2 separate regions of the Homo sapiens genome follow, and region 2 is linked to region 1. Evidence: chromatin contacts called from ENCODE Hi-C or POLR2A ChIA-PET data. All regions are on one chromosome and are shown on one strand. Each heading gives the region's core, a stretch centred on a gene start or an enhancer-like site at or near the end of the contact. The rest is flanking DNA. Distances are from core to core; before and after follow the strand shown.

Region 1 (7,933 bases), core at 547-3,046:
ATCCCTCTTGAACCAAGAGTTATGTAAGAGAGTATTTGTTTTCTTTACACATTTGGATAGAAGAACCTTGTTATTTTGTGATACTGTAAGTCTACTATTATCACATTGCAATTAGAAAATGTGACATATATTATTTCTACTATGTAAATTTTGTTCAGGGTTTTTGTTTTTTGTTTTGAGACAAGGTCTCACTCTGTCACCCAGGCTGGAGTACAGTAAGGCAATCTTGGCTCCCAGGCTCAAGAGATCCTCCCACATCAGCCTCCTGAGTAGCTGGGACTACAGGTGTAGACCACCATGGTTAGCTAATTTTTTTCATTTTTTTGCAGAGACAGTATCTCCCTATATTGCCCAGGCTGGTCTCAAACTCCTGGGCTCAAGCGATCTGTCCACCTGGGCCTTCCAAAGTGCTGGGATTACAGGTGTGAGCCACTGCACCTGGCCTGATTGTTTGATATAATAGACATATCTGGTCTTGGTTCTATGATTTTCTTTTATGTTTTCTGTTTTCATAATTTAATTCTTTCACAATGTAATTTGTTTTCTTTGCTTTTTTGGTAATTCCAGTATTTGCAGAAGTTTGTGTTTTTGTGACATTTTATAATTAAAAATGATTACTTTAGAAAATATGTGTTTCTCAGCCTGTAATCCCAGCACTTTGGGAGGCCGAAGTGGGTGGATCACAAAGTCAGGAGATCGAGACCATCGTGGCTAACACGGTGAAACTCCGTCTCTACTAAAAATACAAAAAATTAGCCAGGCGTGGTGGCCAGCGCCTGTAATCCCAACTGCTCGGGAGGATGAGGCAGGAGAATGGTGTGAACCCAGGAGGCGGAGGCTGCAGTGAGCTGAGATCACGCCACTGCACTCCAGCCTGGGTGACAGAGGGAGACTTTGTCTCAAAAAAAAAAAAAAAAAAATATATATATATATATATATATATTTGCAAATCATGTATCTGTTAAGGGAATTTATCCAGAATATACAAAGGACTTACTGTTCAAATAATAAAAAGACAAAAACTAAATGTAACAATAACGAAGGATTTGAATAGACATTTCTCCAAAGAAGATATATGAATGGCTCATAAACACGTGAAAAGATACACAACATCATTACTCCTAGGGGAATACAAATCAAAAACATGAGATGCCACTTTATACTTTCTATGTTATGGTCTACATATTGTGGCCCCACAAAATTCATATGTTGAAACCCTAACCCCCAATGAGATAGTATTTGGAGATAGAGCCTTTATGAAAGTAATTAGGGTTAATTAGGTCATAAGGATAGGGTCCTGCAAGAAGACAGCCCTCACCTGGAGTCAAACTGATACCTTGATCTTGGACGTCCTAACCTCCAGAACGTGAGAAATTCCTGTTTAAGCCACCCAGTTTATGGTGTGTTTTTGTTTTTGTGTTTTTGTTTTTTTGTTTTTTTGTTTTTTTTAAGATAGAGTCTTGCAGTGTCGCCCAGGCTGGAGTTCAGTGGTGGGATCTGGCTCACTGCAACCTCCATCTCGTCTCCTGGGTTCAAGCAATTCTCCTGCCTCAGTTTCCCAAGTGGCTGGTATTACAGGTGTGCGCCACCACACCTGGCTAATATTTTTTGTATTTTTAGTAGAGACAGGGTTTCACCAGTTTGGCCAGGCTGGTCTCGAACTCCTGACCTCAGGTGATCCATCCACCTCGATCTCCCAAAGTGCTGGGTTTACTGGTGTGAGTCACCATGCCCAGCCAATCTATGATATTTTGTTATGGCAGCTCAAGCTGACTAATACATCCTGGAATAGCTGTAACAAAAAAGATAGATAATAACAGATATTGTTGAAGATGTGGAGAAATTGAAATCCTCAGACATTGCTAGTGGGACTGTACAATGATGCAACCACTTTAGAAAACGGTTTTTCAGTTCCTCAAAATGCTAAACATAGACTTCCTATATGACCCAGCAACTCTACTCCCAAGCATCTATCCAAGAGAAATATGTGGAAGACATATGTACACACAAAAACTTGTACATGAATGTTCATAGAAGCACTATTAATAATAGCAAAAAAGTAAAAATAACCCAAATGTCCATCAACCGATAAACAAAATGTGATATATCCATACAATAAAATATCATTCACTGATGAAAAAGAATGAAGTACCAATACATGCTACAACATGAATTAACCTTGAAAACATGCTAACTGAAATTAGCCAGACAGAAAAGGGCAAATATTGTGTGAGGCCAATTATATGAGACACTCAGAATAGTCCAAATCATAGATGGAGAGAGCAGAATAGTGGTTATCAGGAGCTGTGAGGGAAGGGAAATAGAGTGACTGCTAATGGGTATGGTCTTTTGGAGTGACAAAAATGTTCTAAAATCACGTTGTGGTGATGATGGCACAGCTCTGTGATTATACTAAATTGAATTTGTATTATATATTTTAAACGGTTACCTTTGGACCGGGCATGGTGGCTCACACCTATAATCTCAGCACTTTGGGAGGCTGAGGTGGGTGGATCACTTAAACCTAGGAATTCAAGACCAACCTGGGCAACATGGCCAAACACCATCTCTACCAAAAAAAAAAAAAAAAGCAAAAATTAGCTGGGGTGGTGGCGCACGCCTGTAGTCCCAACTACTTGGGAGGCTGATGTGGGAGGAGCCAGAGGTTGCGGTGAGCTGAGATAGCGCCACTTCACTCTAGCCTGGGCACAGACCCAGACCCTGTCTCAAATAAATAAATAAATAAATACATGGGTACCTTTACGATGTGTAAATTATATCTCAATAAAAATGTTAAAAATGAAAAAGAAGAGATATGCTTTTTAAAAATAAAAAAACATAAACTTCTACAACCTTCAAACATGGAAGCAAGGCAGAAAATATGAAGTGCTGGTGAAGCTGTAGAGGAATTTGGATTCTCATACATTCCTGGTGGGACTATAACTTAGTCCAACAACTTAGGAAAACTTCCTGGCAATATCTACTAAATCTGAATATATATATATATATATATATATATATATATATATATCTTATACCAGAAATTTCACACCTAAGTATACACCAACAAAAAATTATTATAGGCTGGGCATGGTGGCTCACGCCTGTAATCCCAGCACTTTGGGAGGCCGAGGTGGGTGGATCACCTGAGGTCAGGAGTTCAAGACCAGCCTGACCAACATAGAGAAACCCTGTCTCTACTAAAAAGACAAAATTAGCCGGACGTGGTGGCAGGTGCCTGTAATCCCAGCTACTCAGGAGGCTGAGGCAGGAGAATTGCTTGAACCCAGGAGGTAGAGGTTGCGGTGAGCCGAGATCGCGCCATTGCACTGCAGCCTGGGCAACAAGAGTGAAACTCTGTCTCAAAAAAAAAAAAATTATTATATAATTAGATGCCAAAAGACGTGCTAAAATTTTCATGGTAGCACTACCTTTTTTTTTTCTTGAGACGGAGTCTTGCTCTGTCACCAAGCTGGAGTGCATTGGGACGATCTCGGCTCACTGCAACCTCCGCCTCCCGGGTTCAAGCGATTCCCCTGTCTCAGCCTCCCAAGTAGCTGCGACTACAGGCGCATGCCACCACACCCGGCTAATTTTTTGTATTTTAGTAGAGATGGGGTTTCACCATGTTTGCCAGGATGGTCTCGATCTCCTGACCTCAGGTGATCCACCCACCTCAGCCTCCCAAAGTGCTGGGATTACAGGCATGAGCCACCGCGCCTGGCCATGTAGCACTATTTGTAATAGCCTCAAACTGGAAACAATCCAAAAGCCCATCAACAATAAAAGAAAACCAAAATGTGATATAGTTACACAATGGAGCAACATACAGCAGTAAAAAGAAGGAACTACTGACCCACTCAGTCTCAGGAGTCTATGGGAGGATGTGGCTTTACTAAATTAAAAGAGGCTGGGCCTGGTGGCTCATGCCTGTAATCCCAGCACTTTGGGAGGATGAGATGGGCAGATCACTTGAGGTCAGGAGTTTGAGACCAGCCTGGCCAACATGGTGAAACCCCATCTCTACTAAAAATACAAAAATTATCCGGGCATGGTGGTACACATCTGTAGTCTCAGCTACTCGGGAGGCTGAGGCAGGAGAATCACTTGAACCCAGAAGGTGGAGGTTGCAGTGAGCTGAGATCGCACCATTGCACTCCAGCCTGGGTGACAGAGCGAGACTCTGTCTCAAAAAGAAAAAAAAAAAAAAGACTAAATAAAGACTGAGGAAGGTATAGGATCTGGGAAACAAGGATCCAACACAATAGGGAGGCAAAAGGATTCTCCAGAAAGATGATATTGGAAGATTCTCAGGGCAAGAGCTGCTCAGAACAGCTGAGGGTCACCTATCCTGACTAGAACCCATTGGGAAGCTGCAGGAAAGATTTCTTTACAGAGAAGGAACTGACTGAGTGCCTAATGTATTTGATCTTACTGAAACAAGAATTTCAAAACTAGGAGAAAGTTTAGGATTAAGCTGGTAAAAAGTACTATTCAGAGAAAATTATGCAAATGGAGGAAAAAGTTAAGTATGGGGTATGGGAGTGAAGGTGGGGCAGGGAGGAATGTTCCACAGAAGAGGGAGAATATTCACAGGATACCACTTGGCCTAGCAGTGGATAATGTTTACATAGTCATAACATTGAAATGCCGAATTTTTTTCTTTTTCTTTGAGACAGAGTCTTGCTCTATAACCCAGGCTGAAGTGCAATGGCACGATCTTGGCTCACTGCAACCTCTGCCTCCCAGGTCCAAGCAATTCTCTTGCCTCAGCCTCCCAAGTAATTGGGATTACAGGCACACGCCACCAAGCCCAGCTAATTTTTGCATTTTTGGTAGATATGGGGTTTTACCACGTTGGCCAGGCTGGTCTCAAACTTGTGACCTCAAGCAGTCCACCTACCTTGGCTTCCCAAAGTGCTGGGATTACAGGCGTGAGCCACTGCGGCTGGCTGCTGAATATTTTTGTAATTACTTTTACAGGTAACTTTATTTTGAGACAAAGGGAATGAAAAATAGACTTGTATACCAAGGCCAGTGTGTGTGTGTCTGTGTGTGTGTGTGTGTGTGTAAGAGCCCATATTAATTCTTCATCTCCCATACTGTGAAATCACTAGATAACACCCAAAAGGGGAAATTCAAGAAGTGGTATTATAAGCATATTATTTAGAGACATGGTAAGTATCAAAAGAATGAGCAAAAGTAGTTAAAAGCATTGATCTGGGAAATGGGAAATTGAAGTGGGATGTAGGCGGGGTGACTGGTTGGGATGGTGAGGAGCAGCTGGGATTTTTCTTTATAACAAACTATGGAATTTTTTGACTCTACACTGTGTGTGTATATAATTTTTGGAAAAAAGAAACAAAATGAGAGTGATCACTTCTAATATGAGGTTATAGGAAAAAAAAAAGAATGTATAGCCAACTAGTTAAATACTGCCAAGAAAACAGGAAAGGAGCCATTATTACATTTGCTAGCATGGGCCCATTGGTGACACTCGAACAACTTCATTCCACTAATAGGAATTAAAACAGATAGAGATAAACATTAACCACACTTAACTAACATTTTCCCCAAGTATTGCAGATATTTTGTAACATACTTAATTATAAATGTGTTACTTTCATTTTTATGGGTATTCCTTCATCGTACTGAAGTATAGAACCTAAAGGAACTACCCTTATAAATAATTTTAGTTTTTCGTTTTGGTTTTGGTTTGGTTTTTATCTCCCTTTCTTTTTTCTTTTTTTCGAGACGGAGTCTCACTCTGTCGGCAGGCTGGAGTGCAATGGTGCGATCTCTGCTCACTGCAACCTCTGCCTTCTGGGTTCAAGCGATTCTCCTGCCTCACCTGTCGAGTAGCTGGGACTACAGGCACGCGCCACCATGTCCAGCTGATTTTTGTATTTGTATTTGTATTTGTATGTATGTATGTATGTATTTACTTATTTATTTATTTATTTTTGAGACAGAGTTTCGCTCTTGTTGCCCAGACTGGAGTGCAATGGCACGATCTCGGCTCACCACAACCTCCGCTTCCCGGGTTCAAGCGATTCTCCTGCCTCAGCTTCCCGAGTAGCTGGGATTACAGGCATGTGCCAACACGCCCGGCTAATTTTGTATTTTGAGCAGAGAAGGGGTTTCTCCATGTTGGTCAGACTGGTCTTGAACTCCTCACCTCAGGTGATCCGCCCACCTCATCCTCCCAAAGTGCTGGGATTACAGGCATGAGCCACTGCACCTGGCCAATTTTTGTACTTTTAGTAGAGATGGGGTTTCACCATATTGGCCAGGATCGTCTTGATCTCCTGACCTCGTGATCTGCCTGCCTCAGCCTCCCAAAGTTCTGGGATTACAGGCGTGGGCCACTGTGCCCAGCTTATTTCCTTTTCATGGTAAATAATTTTAGTTTGTTGGGTTTTGTTTGTTTTGTTTTGTTTTTGAGACAGCTCTGTTGCCCAGGCTGGAGTGCAGTGGCGTGATCTTGGCTCACTGCAACCTTGGCTTCTTTGGGTTCAAGCGATTCTCCTGCCTCAGCCTCCCAAGTCGCAGGGATTACAGGTGCCCACCACCATGCCTGGCTAATTTTGTATTTTTAGTAGAGACAGGGTTTCACTATGATGGGCAGGCTGGTCTCGAACTCCCAACCTCAGGTGATGCGCCTGCCTCAGCCTCCCAAAGTGTTGGGATTACAGGCGTGAGCCACCGGGCCCAGCCTGGTTTTTTATTAATTACAGGTTATTCACGGCCATTCTCTCTAAAGTCAATTAATTAGTTGTAGAAAGCTTCAAAGTAAGCTAGAGATGAGTTATCCTTTGCTTAGGGGAAGGATTCCATTACTGGTATGTTGGAATTAGAAAGGCACTGGTCTAGATGAAGACAGGGATATTCAGATACACATTTACAGTATTTCCTGCTCTCCCAGACCAAATTAACATTCCACTGTCGCTAAGAAGAGAAAGAGAGGAGAGACCACACAGGAAGACATGAGCAGAGAAAGAGCATCGGTGTTGGTCAGGAACAAGGAAGCCTCCTGTCAGTGGAGGTCAGCTCCCAGAGGCTGTTCAGTCTCCATGTATGAGAGGGCGGTTCACTGCTCCGCTGAGGTGCCTTGCTAATTGTCCTTGTCTGGCGACTCTCCCCTATCCCACTCACAGAGCGGTTAGCATACCACACATTGCTTGTCTATCAGAAACGGCAACCCCCTTTCCCAGCAAAGCTTTTTCCACCTCCCTACCCGGCAGCTCTTCGTACTCACCTGGCCCTCCCTAGCCTGATAGCTCTCACCAGAACAAGACTGGGCCAGACAGAAGCTGGGTGCCATCTCCCACTGAGCAGGGCTATGGGGGAAGACACCTTCCATTGCAATCACAACTGGGTTGGGCTATCAGTAGAAAGCAGAACATAAGGGCAGGAAAGGATGGAGGAGGGCCACATTTACTTCTCAGCTCACATTTCACAAAACACTGCCAAGCTCTGCAAATTCTACGTTCAGAAATTCCACCCAGGACCCTGGCCTCCAGGTAAGGAGGATAGGAAGGGCCAGTCCTAGATACCGCCTTGTCCATCTGCACGCTGGTGAGTGAAACAGTGTCTTTACAAGGTGACTACTTTATGCCATTACTTTTATTCTTATTATTCAGTTTTTTAAAAAACTCATTTCATTACCTAAAAAAAAAACAAAGAAATATTTCAGGTATATAACCACCAAAGTTGGCTGAAAATATTTCTTATTCTTCCCTTTTTAGCATTACATGTTGGATAAGATTACAACCAGCTCGAGTCCAAATGTGATTTAGAACATTTTCAGTTCCAAAGAATGATGAAGTATGAAGTAATTTGTTTTGGGCTAACAAACTAATTTCAGCTGAATTAATGGTAAAATTTTTTTAATTACCCAAATATGTTTTTAAAAAAAAACCAAACTGCAGAA
Region 2 (7,671 bases), core at 5,013-7,512, 280 kb after region 1:
CTTTCCTTTAAGTTAACTTGATAGATTGTGCCTTTCTAAGCTTCAGATTACCTCAGACTTTTCAATACCTAGTTCCAACATGTTATGAGGACAACTCAAAGATCATGAAACCTGGTTCCGCTGTCCAAACATTTACTTCTGTGCTTCATTCAAACTGAATTCATTCACTGCTGTGCTAGAATAACTCTCTATCTCCCGCCTCCCCAGCTTCTCTCACCTGCCTGCCTGCTTCCTGTTGCATCCTCAGTGACACCCCTGGCCTTGTCACACAGCACAGCAGTTCATGTCTTTCCCTGCTCCCATCTTCCCTATACCATGTCTGAACCCTTGAGCCATAACATGGATGGACAGCAGCAAATGGCTCTGTCTTGATGGCAGGGATGGGGAAGGAACAGCAAGGGAGCTGGTGATTCTGCTTAGACCCACAGTGGGCCCCGGGATGACTGACAGTGAGGGAGGCTGTCCCAACACTACTGGAGGGGAAGCTGACCTGCTTTGCAGCTCTTCCCAAGGCAGTCTGGGCCCCATCTGCAGAGAGTCTGACTTAATTATTTTCAGAGTCCCAGATGACCTAATGCACAGTCCTAGGATCTACTAGATGGCCACAGTAGCAAGGGGTAGTAGGACAAGCAAGGGCTTTCACATCAGAAGACCTGGGTTTGAACCTTGGTCTACTAATGGCTAGCTGTAACATCTGGGGCACATCAACTCTCTACTCTAGATTTTCACATTTGTAAAATGGGATAAATGCACCTTCACAGAAATACTCTGAGCACTAATTAGATCAAATGTGAAGTACAAAGTAGAGTACAAAGCTCAGAGATGGGAGTTGAATTGGGGTATATATGCCTTGTTCTGAATTGTTTTTGTTATACCACTAATGTGGTTGTCTCCCACAAGGTCCAGGTTAGGGTGACTCCTTTGATAAAAGGCAAAATAGCTGAGCTGACTGAGCATACTGGGGACCTTACAGCTAATCCTGACATAGGTGCACAGCTGGGCCCCAGCATTTTATGTTGTTTTCATTTCTTAAAAGATAGGAGAAGCAGTGGCGCATGGAGGGAGTAGGGAGTATGGGGTCAGCTGTGCACTCCTCTGTTGTGCTTCTATCTTCCCTCTGCAAGAGAAGAGCTGGCTTAACCATGCAGAGGAATCACATCGCTGGATGCCACCGGACACTGCTCCAGCAGTCCCCACAGGTCCCAGAAGGGAGTTGGCTTTGGCTTCACAAGAATGCTGCCTGTTTTTCAGTAAATGAAGGGACAGATGATCCTTCTTAAAAATCGGCTCCAGGAGGGCAGGGAAGGGGTGGGCAGGCGATCTGGTGGGCCTTGGTGCCTCCGTCCCTATCAGGGGACAGGAACTAGCCCTCTGCCCATGACCAGGCTTTCCTGAGTCTTTGAGGCCACAGACTGGTCACTTCCTCAGCACAAGATCATGTATCAGAAACAGGGACAGAGCAGCTCAGAACTTTGACTTAGGGCAGGGATCTAAATATGGCAGGACTCAAATTCTCTCTTTTGGATATCAGCAAAGGCTCTCGGAACTGTCAGCAGGCTCAGAATGCAGACCTCATGAAGAGCTAACTTTGGACTAGAACAGCAATTTACTCGGGGCCTCAAATCCAACCTTGCTACCAATTTATGATTTATGATGCTGAGGTCAGTCCACTGGGGCTCAGACGGCTGAGGAGCCAGGTCCCTCGCTTTCCAACTTGTCCCTTCCCTCATCCCTGACACTTAACGGGAGGCAAATCAGAAGGAGCGCAGGATGCAAAGGGTTCTCTCAGAAGAGGCCTATACCAAAGCAAAGAGGCAACCAAAGGAGAACATGGGAAGTCTGTGTTCCTCTATCTTTTTCTTATCTCCAGCTTCCTTCATCTTTTTCATGTTTAGTGTTGGCTATTTTTTCCCAACTCCAACATTGAGAAATTAACTGGAAAATACAGAAGCCACTATCATACAACTAAGAGAGAGAAGTTATTAAGCCAGGTTGTAGCAAAAGATTAAAACCTGCTTGTGATCTACAGCTAACTGGATAGGACTGGGGTGGGGGGATATTATGCAATGCTAATGTGGGATCTCGCAATTTTAGGGGGTTGTGGGAAAAGACAATGCCTGGATTTCCAAGGGCATGGGGGTGCTACTGTCTTTTGAGCCATGCCATTCCCTGAGAAGGCAATGTGCCATCCTTTAAGAGGACAGTGGTTCTAGGACAGGCCACGTGGACTGATGAGGAGGAAGGGGGTTGAGGAAAACTTCTGGAGATACTCTATATTCAGAGAAACTCTAGAATAAACCAAACCAGCATAAAGGTACTTAGGAAATAAGCAGGACAGGCACCCCTTCTACAGCAGGACAGGGGGATGTGGAAGGGAGTAAGGAAAGCCAAGCAGGTTAGGTCCAGCCAAGGGGGTAGTATACTGGAGAAAAAGTACAGGAGGTCACGTCCCACAGGTTGAGGTCCATAGGGGAACCAGTAGGAAACAGGATCAGCACAGAATCCAACCTAGGCCTCAAGTTAAAACAGAAGGAGGTGGCGAGAGCTGGGCTTCCAGGGCGGGCCCCTGAGAGCCAGCCACTCTCTTTAAACATTCTTGGGTCATGGGTCTCTTCTAGGATACAAGAAAAACTATAGAGTCACCCCGCCAAGAAAATGCACTGATGCTCACATAATTCTGCTTTTCACTTCTGGGGATTCACAGGTCCCTGAAAGCCAAGCCACAGACTGGAGATTATGAACCCCAGGTCCAGAGGATACTCCTATGCACTGAAGAAAGAGGAGTGATAACAGGAAATACTTGGAGGATTATTTAATCCTTTAAACCTCTGGAAAACTAAGTGGAATAATATGAGGTCTGGCCTGAAACTGGTCTGAATAATACATAATTTGCAGCAAAGATTAGTTAGGCACTTAAGCTGTCAGTGAGTGCATGACTCTAGTGGAAAGGTGGGAGCTGGGAGGCTGGGTGGGAGGCCTCAGAGGCAGCCCTGGAAAAAAGAGGAATAACGAAAAATTGAGAAGTCAAAGGTGGGTGTGAGTGGTGAGGAAACTCTCCCTACTCTCCCCCAGGTGGTGGTGGGAGAAATTTAATTCAGAACAATGGTGAATGGACCTGGAGGATGGGGATTTCCTTTGGGGGGACTACTCTTGGCTTTTGTAACATGCATTTCATACTAAATTAAGGCATATGGTATGCCTACAAAAAAAGGAAAAAATATTTATTTGTGACAGTGAGCCAGGATTTACATTGAAATGCTGCTCTTTTTCTTTTTCTAAAACAGAGGCATTATTACTTTTCATCTGGTCATTTAATTAAACCACAATCTGACTTTTGAAAAGATGCATTTTGGGAAGAATGGGAGGGACAGGGTTACAGTTCTGTGTGCTCTTAGTGAATCATATGATGGGTTTAATTTGATGTGTTTGTGTAAATACTAGATAAAAAAATACTTTTTTTAATCTGGATGAACTTTTATTTTTTTTTTTTTTTTGAGACGGAGTCTCACTCTGTCGCCCAGGCTGGAGTGCAGTGGCACGATCTTGGCTCACTGCAACCTCCCCCTCTTGGGTTCAAGCAATTCCCCTGCCTCACCTCCCGAATAGCTGGGACTACAGGCGCCCGCCACCACGCCTGGCTAATTTTTTTATTTTTTATTTTTTAGTAGAGACAGGGTTTCACCATGTTGGCCAGGATGGTCTCGATCTCCTGACCTCGTGATCCACCTGCATCGGCCTCCCAAAGTGCTGGGATTACAGGCGTGAGCCACTGCGCCCGGCCTACCTGGATGAATTTTTAGAGGTGGTGGGGATACTTGGGTTCTGAAAACACACAGTTGTTTTTGATTCTTAAATACACGTTTGCAGGGAGAGAACCTGACCTTGAGAGTATTTTTCATGCATGACTCTATTTGGTCCCTGGATATAGAACATACAAGGAACACAGTGGGGTGGTTGATCATCCAAGGAAACTCACCTTCTTACAAAAGAGTTTAAATCATTAGCAGAACATGCTCTGCATGTGAATCCATTGCAAGCATATCTAACAGTACTGGGATTTATGGAAATATGTTCATTGTCAAATATTCCCCAAGGATATGTACAGCATAGTGTAACATATGCAAAATAAAGAGCGCAGAAGTAGGAGTCAAAAGACCTGGAGTTTGTAGCAGTCTTGAAACCGTAAGGAAAATGACCTCAGGCAAATTATTAAACATTTCAGACAGGGCCCAAGTGTGCTACCCAAGAAACTAAAAATGCCTGCCACCTCCCTACCTTATAAGTAGCATCAAAAGTGGGCAGGGAGTTAAATACCCACAATTAAAGCATTCAAAATCTCTAAGTATCATATTAACTTATGCCTTTATTATACAAAGCTAAATAATTTTTTGAAAATGTAAGCAATTTTTTGAGCATCTAATTTAGACAAAGTATTGCTCAAGGTAATGTGAATAAACCCTTTAAAAATCGTAGTTTATTATTTTAAAATTAAACTCACAGTATGAAGATTTTAAAAAATATTTCACATTGGATGAACTTACTTCCAAATAAATAGGAAAACAGTTTCATTTAAATAGGTCAGAGTAAATAACATGAATATATAAAAAACTCTAAATAAGTACAATGAGATAGATACCCAAAAATGAACACTGATGAAACTGTCTAGAGTAATATGTAAGGCAAATAAATTTGAGCTAAATCATATGCCTTTTCTCTTTTTTAACCTTAAGAAGACTGCTGACCTTCGTTGACATGCCAGTGTTTGGGAGAGGCACCTGTATGAAAAACTGGGTTCTCTTTAACAAATAAACTTTGATTCTCTGGACTCTAAGAGAATAATACTAAAAGGAAAAAGACATGAGAGTGATGCAATTGGGAGATGAACATCATGAAAAGAAAATTTCAACAAATTTCTGGAGGCCAGGAAGAAGATGGCAAATAGAATAGAATGTATGACAGTTTTATGTGTCAACTTGGCTAGGCTATGGTGGCCAGTTGTTTGGTCAAACACTAGTCTATATGTTGCTGTGAGGGTATTTGTGGATGTGATGAACAGTTACAATCATCTGAATTTAAGTCAATCAGATTACCCTCCATCATATGGGTAGGCCTCATCTAATCAGCTGAAGGCCATAAGGGCAAAAACTGAGCTTTCTTGGAGAAGAAGGAATTCTGCCTCAAGATTGTAACATAGAAAATGAGGAGTTATTCATTAGTGGGTATAAAGTTTCAGTCAAACAAGATGAATATGCCCTAGAAATCCACTGTCATTCTTGTCTTGACATTATCAAGAATAATACAGGGTGTACTTAAACATTTGATACGAGGGTAAATCTCAAGTTTTGTTCTTACCACAGAAAAAAAGAAAGAAAATAAAAAAGACTGTAACATAGAATTCCTGCCTGAGTTTCCAGTCTGCTGGCCTGTGCTATGAATTTGGGACTCAAGACTGCAACATCAACTCTTAACTGAATTTCTGGCATGTCTGCCTGCCCCATGGGTTTTGGACTTCCCAGCCCCCACGACTGCGTGAGCCAATTCCTTAAAACAAATATTTCTCTGTCTTTCTTTCACCCCTCTGCCACTTCCCCATCCCCCAACCCCCACTATGGAGAACCCTACCTGATACAAAGCAAGAATGAAAGAGTCTAGAATATATTGGAGAAAACTTCAGGAAAGTCAGAGGGTGGGAGTGAGCTGTCCAGCAACATGCCAACAAAACCCCAGGCCCACTGGGAAGCTGCAACAGAGACTGGGATTTCAAGTCCGGGTGGAGAAGAGAGAAGTGAACTGAAGTCTGCCTAAGGGACACTGTGGGTACCCCTCACTCTCCTCCCCTACTCCCTGCCTTAGGTCCATGCACTGCACTAGAAACCCATGATTTTACTTGGGGGCCAAATATCAGAGGACTCTTGATCTATAAAGAAATTGAAAAACTGCCTGGATATAGTAGATAACATTAACATTACGGGAAGCCGCATGAGGGACATACAGAAACTCTGTATTATTTTAGTAACTTGTCTCTACGTCTAAAATTAGTTCAAAATAAAAAGTTAAAAAAAACTGTCTAGAAAGAACTAGGAGGGCCAGATTATATGCAAACACTCTAGAGTAAAGCACACCCCGCCCCCGTCAAATCCCCAGGTATTTAAATCCTTTGAATCCCCTTACCACACACACATAAACTCCTGACTAAAATCCAGCCCATTCTCAGTCTTGATCTGAAAGTGAAACTTCCAGGAGACAAGCCCCCCACCCAACATCAAGGTTCCATGCAGATTTCCTATTCATAGGCAGCAATAACAGGAAACCGGATCTACATATATAAGAGCAGGGGAAACCCACACCATCTGTGAAGAAAAATAAAACTCAGCCCCTTGCTCTTAAATACAGATGGATAACCAAAGTTCACCACTCATATCTAAAAACAAAACAGAAACACCAAAGAGAAAAGCCAAGTAATTAAACATGGCCCCTGACTCCTGAAGACACAGACAATTCAGACCACATAAGAGAAGTTTAAAAGAGAACTCATGCTCTGTTTTCACAGGGATTATTAACATCTTGATCTAACAGACAGGAGAGTCAAGATTTAACTACATAAATTGGGACAAGAAATTGAGGTTTAAAACTATTATTTTAAGGTACAAAGATTATCACTAGAAAAGTTAAAATAATAACTATCAGTTGAGGAAGGGAGAAGGATTATGAACAAATAGCAAAAAGGCAAGAGTATAAGCTTATTATTATTATTACTACTATTACATCAGGCAAGTAAACTACTATTACATCAGTGAGCATCTATTACCACAGAGACATGTTGTCCTTGGAAGGGAACCATGGCTTTTCATTATAAGCATTTCTGTGCTATTTTATTTCTTAACCTATATATATACTATTTTCACAAAAACTTTAAAAGGGAATAAAGAAAAGATGTTTCTTCAAAAATATCCTCTCATGGATGAAAGAGGAGATTTTTAAATGTAGTTAACTCCCACTGGCATCAACAACACACTTCATTGAAGAAAAAATGTCTACAATAGGACTAGGCTGAGGTGGGAGGATCACTTGAAGCCAGGAGTTTGAGACCAGCCTGAGCAACATAGTGAGACCCCATCTCTACAAAAATTAAAAAATTAGCAGAGTATCCTCGTGCACACCTGTACTCCCAGCTACTCAGGAAGCTGAGGTGGGAGGATTGCTTGAGCCTAGGTGTTTAAGCCTGCAGTCGGCTATGATCGCACCACTGCACTTCAGCCTGGGTGACAGAGAGAGACCCTGTCTCTAGAATACTACTACTACTACTACTACTAGTACTACTACTACTACTACTACTACTACTACTAATAATAATAATAATATTAGGACTAAAGAGAACCATTTCAAATGTAGGTTTAGAGGCTAAAGCAGTAAGACAATTTGGAAATTTCTACACTAACCACTTTGTTAGAAAGCAAAGGAAGTTTTTTTAAAGAAGAAAATTAAGCAACAATTTAGTTTCCCCTCCCCCTCCCCAGATGCCATGAATCTTGTTCGTGTCTAAGTGCTGGTGCAATGTAAATCTAAGTGGAAAAATGGATAATAGCTCCACAGGCAGGGGCACAGATTCATCTTAACACCTTCCCTCAGCTGGGGAGTGAGATTTGTAGAGTGTTCAGCACTACTGTGATC

What was found. A loop is a pair of places that touch in the nucleus more often than their neighbours do. ChIA-PET counts read pairs that join two places held with the same protein, here RNA polymerase II (POLR2A). Pooled maps may share reads with other maps.
Region 2: a pooled map shows a loop between it and region 1 (2.1-fold over the local background). The contact joins two enhancer-like sites. A Hi-C loop is called at or near these places in 1 of 50 pooled maps. POLR2A ChIA-PET finds 5 or more read pairs at or near these places in 2 of 52 experiments (HEK293 and activated T-cell).

The regions. Positions count from the first base shown.
Region 1 is chr5:126,711,360-126,719,292 of GRCh38, forward strand. No RefSeq gene overlaps it. Among named protein-coding and RNA genes, the nearest start is that of LMNB1-DT, 61 kb to the right of the region's middle. Within about 2 kb of position 1,797, at least 2 of the 41 ENCODE cell types and tissues checked have a DNase peak (open chromatin) inside an H3K27ac peak, as active enhancers do.
Region 2 is chr5:126,981,994-126,989,664 of GRCh38, forward strand. All of the region lies in intron 1 of MARCHF3 (membrane associated ring-CH-type finger 3), which reads right to left. Among named protein-coding and RNA genes, the nearest start is that of MARCHF3, 45 kb to the right of the region's middle. RefSeq lists enhancers at 6,154-6,233, 6,244-6,423. Within about 2 kb of position 6,263, at least 7 of the 41 ENCODE cell types and tissues checked have a DNase peak (open chromatin) inside an H3K27ac peak, as active enhancers do.